Linked DNA regions of Homo sapiens: region 1 is linked to region 2. Evidence: chromatin loops called from intact Hi-C (ENCODE). Cell type or tissue: A673. All regions are shown on one strand. Links, peaks and the distances in the headings refer to the core of each region. The heading gives the core; the rest is flanking DNA.

The links. Hi-C counts contacts between places; a loop is a spot of excess contacts. Peaks named below come from ENCODE experiments on the same cell type or tissue, not always from the same donor. Only the 100,000 strongest peaks of a DNase experiment are listed, where the experiment ranks them.
Region 1: it touches region 2 in a loop (5-fold over the local background); 1 of 110 quality-filtered maps calls a loop at or near these places.

What each region holds. Positions count from the first base shown.
Region 1 is chr7:118,152,015-118,154,934 of GRCh38, forward strand. It overlaps LOC105375470 (a long non-coding RNA gene), which reads right to left. Exons shown (of 4, transcript XR_927904.3): 4 at 1-1,305. Among named protein-coding and RNA genes, the nearest start is that of LSM8, 31 kb to the right of the region's middle. In A673, for the core only: a CTCF peak has its summit at 1,737 (motif pointing left); a DNase peak (open chromatin) is centred at 1,707.
Region 2 is chr7:117,971,611-117,974,530 of GRCh38, forward strand. No RefSeq gene overlaps it. Among named protein-coding and RNA genes, the nearest start is that of CTTNBP2, 100 kb to the left of the region's middle. In A673, for the core only: no CTCF peak of the experiment used is centred there; DNase peaks (open chromatin) are centred at 421 and 1,241; H3K27ac peaks cover 2,476 bases.

The DNA.
Region 1 (2,920 bases), core at 183-2,682, 180 kb after region 2:
TTATGGAAGTTCTTCCTAAAGACTTCCATTCTGACAGTCAAATAGGTATCAAGGTCATTAGCTAACAGTGATTATGGTAAAAGAGGTGTTGGAGGTTTGCAAAGAGGTTGAAAAAGTACGAAGTATCAACTAGGAGAGCATGGATTGGGGATATATAACATCATTGCAGCACAGTACTAAGGACATTGGAGGACAGTGGTCATGAGTGCAAGTGGAAGCAGTCAGCCTCATTGTGTGCTGCATAACATGCAGCTGTGTGGATGCAGGAGCCACAGAGAGTTGGATTTAACCAGGTTGTGTTTGGATAATTGATCACAGCAGCATACTCCACTCTCCTCATCCCCCTCACATTCTCATGGAAATATCTGCTTTCTCTTCCTAACAGAGGAATGTTGTTCAGAGATCTTGGTGATTCTGACTCAGCTTTCAATATTTTGCCTAAGGATGTCTTGCAAATGTTTTGTCTGTTGTCGTTCACTTTTCCTTTCCCATCCCACAGTTCATATGTTTTTCTATTTTCCATGTTATGCAATATAGTTGTACCCTGACTAATTTTCCAAAAGGGGGCAAAGACAATCATGGAAAGAGAGGTATAATTAGAGCTTCAACAGTATCTCAATAATGTTCAATATCATTTACTGAGCATTTATGTCCTGGGTATTTAACATACATTTCTAATCCTTTTAACAAGTTTTCCCACCTTAAAGGAAGGAAACCCTACAAGGTAAAATGAGTTGCTCAGCTAGTATAGGCACAAGCTAAGATCCAAACCCTTTTCTACTTGTCCCCACAGAATTGACTCTGGCCACAGCTCCACACTCTCTAGCCCTTATTTGCCAAGACCAAAATCAAGCTTTCATTGTCCCAGCTCTAACTGTTGCATATTCAAATGCTGTTATGTGGGCTTGCCCAAATATCCTTAGTCCAAGGTGTCATTTCCAGTCTTGCTTTCCAACCACTAGACCTCATCTGCTCCTGATCTTGGGACAAAAACTTTTGTTTTCATGTTCCAATCTTAACCCATTCTGCAACACTGAACTTTTACTGATGTCCTCTTGTTCAGTTTTAAACCTCTGAACACCTTTGCCTATATTTATAATATCCTGGCACTATGACATTTTGGGCCAGATAATTTTTTTTTAATAGTGGAAGCATGTCTTGTGCATTGTAGGCTGTTTAGCAGCATCCCAGACCTCCCCCTACTAGATGCCAGTGGCACCCTTACCCTAATTGTGACAAACAGAAGTAGCTCCAGACATTGCCAAATGTCCTCTGGGAGGCAAATTCTTTCCCGATTGAGAAACACTGGATATGAAGTAAAAAATTAGAGTTAATTTTAGTTTTTTGAAAATGTTTCTGTAATTTTATATTGCCACTTTATCCACAATTAAAGATAAGTTGCAGTCTAAATTCATTATAACAGTCCCTATGTTCCCATTATACTTTGAAATAAATAAATCTATAATAACATTTATCACATTTAATTATAGTGCTTTAAGAAACACAAATATAGCATACATATTTTTGGCTATAAAACTAGCATCTCTTTGGTGACAGAGATCATGTAATTTGCATCTCCAGTGCTTGCAAATATCCTAATACATAATATGTGCTCATCTTCTACTTTTAAACTGTGTTGGGAGGAATTCCACGTGTTGGCTTTTTAAATTATCTAAGAGTACAGAATACCCATGTATTGTTTTGTAACCTTTATTCACATCACGGCCCTGCCATCTAGTGGCTAATTACCCAAACTACAGGTACAATATCTAGGATGAAATAAGCTAACAAGCCGTATTTCTCAAATACAAAAATGCAAAATTACATTCACTGTCATAAGATAAAGAAACTTCAGAACTCCTTTCATATATGTGCAAATATATTTTTCAACTGCTGAAATATTCCAATTTTTGACTCTTTGCTTAGTGAAATTAATTCACCTGTATCAGGCTTTTACCTCCCATATATAATTTTTTTTTTTTTTGCAAATGAGTGAATATATACCGATGTAATGTCTAAATTATCCCCCTTTGATTTTATACAATATCCTTTCCTAATCAAGCTCAGCCTTTCCTGCTTTTTCCCTCAGTTACCTCTCTCCCTGAAGAATCTAAACCATTCAACAAAACACCTGCCAAGACACAGAACTCAGAGAAATAAGAAGACCTAAAGAAAAGCTCCCCAGAGAGCAGGATTCATTGTTGGATTCAGCCCAAAGTTGTTCCACTATTTGGATTGAAATAGGCAGTTTTGTGCAGCAGGCTATTAGTGTGGTTACAGCATTGACTGAACTGATACATCAGTTGGATAGGGGTCCAACAGAATAGAAGGAAGGTGCGAGATAAGGTTGGCAATTCAATTTCAACTTTACTATTTAGCGTTTGAGAGGTCATAAATTAATTCATATTTATGAGTTACAAAATGTATTTGCTTTAGCAGGAAGGCATAACCAAATGTCTCTAAAATATGCTGAATTGTTCTTTCACTTACCTATTTTGTTGAGATCATTAACACAGTTTGAAGTCAAATGCAGCAGATGCATAAACACTCAGATAGTTCTCTTTCTTCCTAATATTAGCTCCTGATACATTGATTTGAAAGATGAATATTTATTTTTAATACTGCAAACTTACCAGTGGCATAACCTCACTTTTTCAATGTCAGATCCTTAACATGTCTAAAGAAGTTTAGGAAATTTAGATCAGTTCCTCATTGCATAGATTAAGCAACTGGGATTTTGAAGGGTTTAGCACTTTCTCTAAGGTAATGTATCTAATTATGGCAAATTATGTAGAACTCTCCACTGTTGAGAGAGTAACTATTAGCCCAGAGGCTGCACCATAATTTAATGCCTTAGGCTGCACACACCACTAAGAGGATGACAAGATGAGACTACCAGGTTCAAGCCAATCATGCTTCA
Region 2 (2,920 bases), core at 132-2,631:
AAAAAATTTATTCTGTTTTGAATTCGTTAGGTTTACTCAATCTAAAGATAGATGTATTTTCAATTCTGGAAAGGGCTCAGTAATTATCTTTTAAAATAACATCTCTTCCCCTTTCTTTTAATTCTCTCCTTCTGGATCTCCGATGGGACATATTTTAGGCATGTATTCTCTGTGTCTCAAGTTCTCCTTCATAGCTTTTATCTCTTTTTCTGTCTGTGCTGCATTCTGGAAAAATTTTTGGAATCTATTTTCCAATTTGTAATTCACATTCTTTCTCCCTTCCTTCCTTCCTTCCTTCCTTCCTTCCTTCCTTCCTTCCTTCCTTCCTTCCTTCCTTCCTTCCTCCCTCCCTTCTCTCTTTCTCTCTTTCTTCTTTCTGCCAAGGTCTCTCTCTCTCACCCAGGCTGGCATGCAATTGTTCAATCTCGGCTCTCTGCAACCTCTGCCTTCCAGGTTCAAGTGGTTCTCCTGCCTCAGCCTCCTAAGTAGCTGGATTACACGTGTGCACCATCACATGAGGCTAATTTTTGTATTTTTGGTAGAGATGGGGTTTTACCATGTTGGCCGGGCTGGTGTCGAAGTCCTGACCTCACGTGATTCGCCTGCGTCGGCCTCCGAAAGTGCTGGGATTACAGGCGTGAGCCACCGAGCGCCTGGCCGTTTTTCATTTTCTACTAAGTCTGATTTGCTGCTTAATTGTCCAAGTTTTAAAATTTCTATGATTTTATTTTTCATTTCAAAAAGTTCTATTTGACTTTTTTTTAAAAACGGCTGTTTCCTAAAAAAAATCTTTTGCTTATTACTCATGGTTTAAATTCTCTGTTATATGTCTTAAGCATATTAAACATGCGTATTTTATGTGCTTTGTGTATTAGCTTCCATAAATGTCTAGTTCTGATGTTTGTTCTTTATTTTTTTTTCTGATTCTTAGTATGGTGCTATTACCTGGTATGGTTTGGAATTTTTTAATTATGACTTTAATTCATTGTAATTTACATATGGGAATATTTTGAGGTCTGGATCTAGGAGGCATTCTCCCAGAAAGGATTTGCCTTTATATCTACTGGGCACGTGGAGGCCCTGCAAACTCTGGTATACTTTGTTACAACTAATGACTTCAGATTGTAGAAGACACATAGTGCAATATCAGGCCCCAAGCGCTCTACGTTCTGGCCCTTAGCTATGAATTCTCAAGGGAGATGTTTTCCCTTTCTCCAAAGCCAAGGCAGACAAGTTGCCAAGGCAGACAAGTTTCAAAGGGCTGATTTTGTTTGTGGTTTCTGCTTCCTAACTCACCCTTTCCTGGAGGACAGAGTCCTTCCTGAGTCTCTGCTGTAAAGGGTAGACCTCCACCATGAACCCCCTCGCCTCTGGGCCCTGTGCCTAACTACTAATCCCAAGAGGCAGCCGTCCTCCTCCCGAGGGCTGCGTGGACTCAGTGCTCCCTTACTTCCCTTGTATGCCTTTGCTTCACATTCCTGCCTCAGAGGTGTTTTCTTACTTTCTTGGAAATTCACACATGACTTTTAAAGGATGTTTAGAAAATATTTTAAACAGCATTTCAGTGTTTTGTACTGGCAGGATTTCAAGATCTCTAATCCATCCTACTGTTGAAAATAGAAGCCCAGGTACATTTTCTTTTTAAAAAATTTATCTTTTTTTTTTTTTTTTTTTGTGGCATGGTGTCTCACGCCTCTATTCCCAGCACTTTGGGAGGTTGAGGCAGGTGGATCACCTGAGGTCAGGAGTTCAAGACCAGCCTGGCCAACATGGTGAAACCCCGTCTCTACTAAAATTATAAAAAATTTGCCAGGTGTGGTGGCGGGCACCTGTAATCCCAGCTATTCGGGAGGCTGAGGCAGGAGAATCACTTGAACCCAGACCCGGGAGGTGGAGGTTGCAGTGAGCTGAGATCGCATAATTGCACCCTGGCCTGGGCAACATGAGCAAATCTCTGTCTCAAACGAAAATTATTTTTTAAAATGTTTAGACTTCAGGTTTCATTTTAAATTCAGGGGTAGGTACATGTGCAGGTTTGCTACCTGGGTATATTGTGTGATGCTGAGGTTTGGGGTATGAATGACCCTATTGGGAGTGGTACCCAGTAAGTCATCTCTCCACTTTTGCCCCTCCCTCTCTCCCTACTCTAGTAGTCCCCAGTGTCTGTCATTCTCATCTTGATGTCCATGTGTCAGGTACATTTTCTTAATGGTACCTTATGGGGAAGTTTTCAACTCTGGGCTTGACAAATATAGGAAGATTGATTAACTATAAAGTGTTTTCTAAATGTTTAGCTTAAATATAAGCATATGTACAAACAATTACAAAATGTACAGATAAAGCTACAAAATAATCAATCCCACAGGGAACTCTTAGCCGGAAGTGGCTAAAAGATTCTTTAGTCGTCATCCTGATCCTATAGTCCCCATTGAGCTTTCTCTTTTAATAATGCTGGTCGATACAAGTGGACTCGATTTATTAAAAGAGATTTCAGTTGCTGAGAACTGGCAGTCTTTATGTCTGTACAGGATCTGATTTTGGTCTCCATTGATTGTCGGCCAAAGTTCTGGCTGTTCTGCTGCTCTTGTTTCTTCACATATTGTGCATGTGCTCAAAGGGTATAAACTTGCAGCTGCCTCACCCTAATGATTCCATTTACTCAAAATACTTTCCATGTATTGTTATAATGAAAAGAATTATGATAGTATTTTTGGGTTTTGTTGGAGGAGAAACAAGGCCATGATCTGATCCTGGGGCAATGTAGTAAGGATGTTGTAGGTAAGTTTTGGGTTAAAATCCCAGAGCTTTTTTCTCCATGTACACTTCTGTTTCTGTCTTAAAAACAGTTAGTTAAATATCACGACAGGTTTAGTTGCTATGATTGGAAGACTGCTGAGAGTCCATGTGCCAGATAGAAATC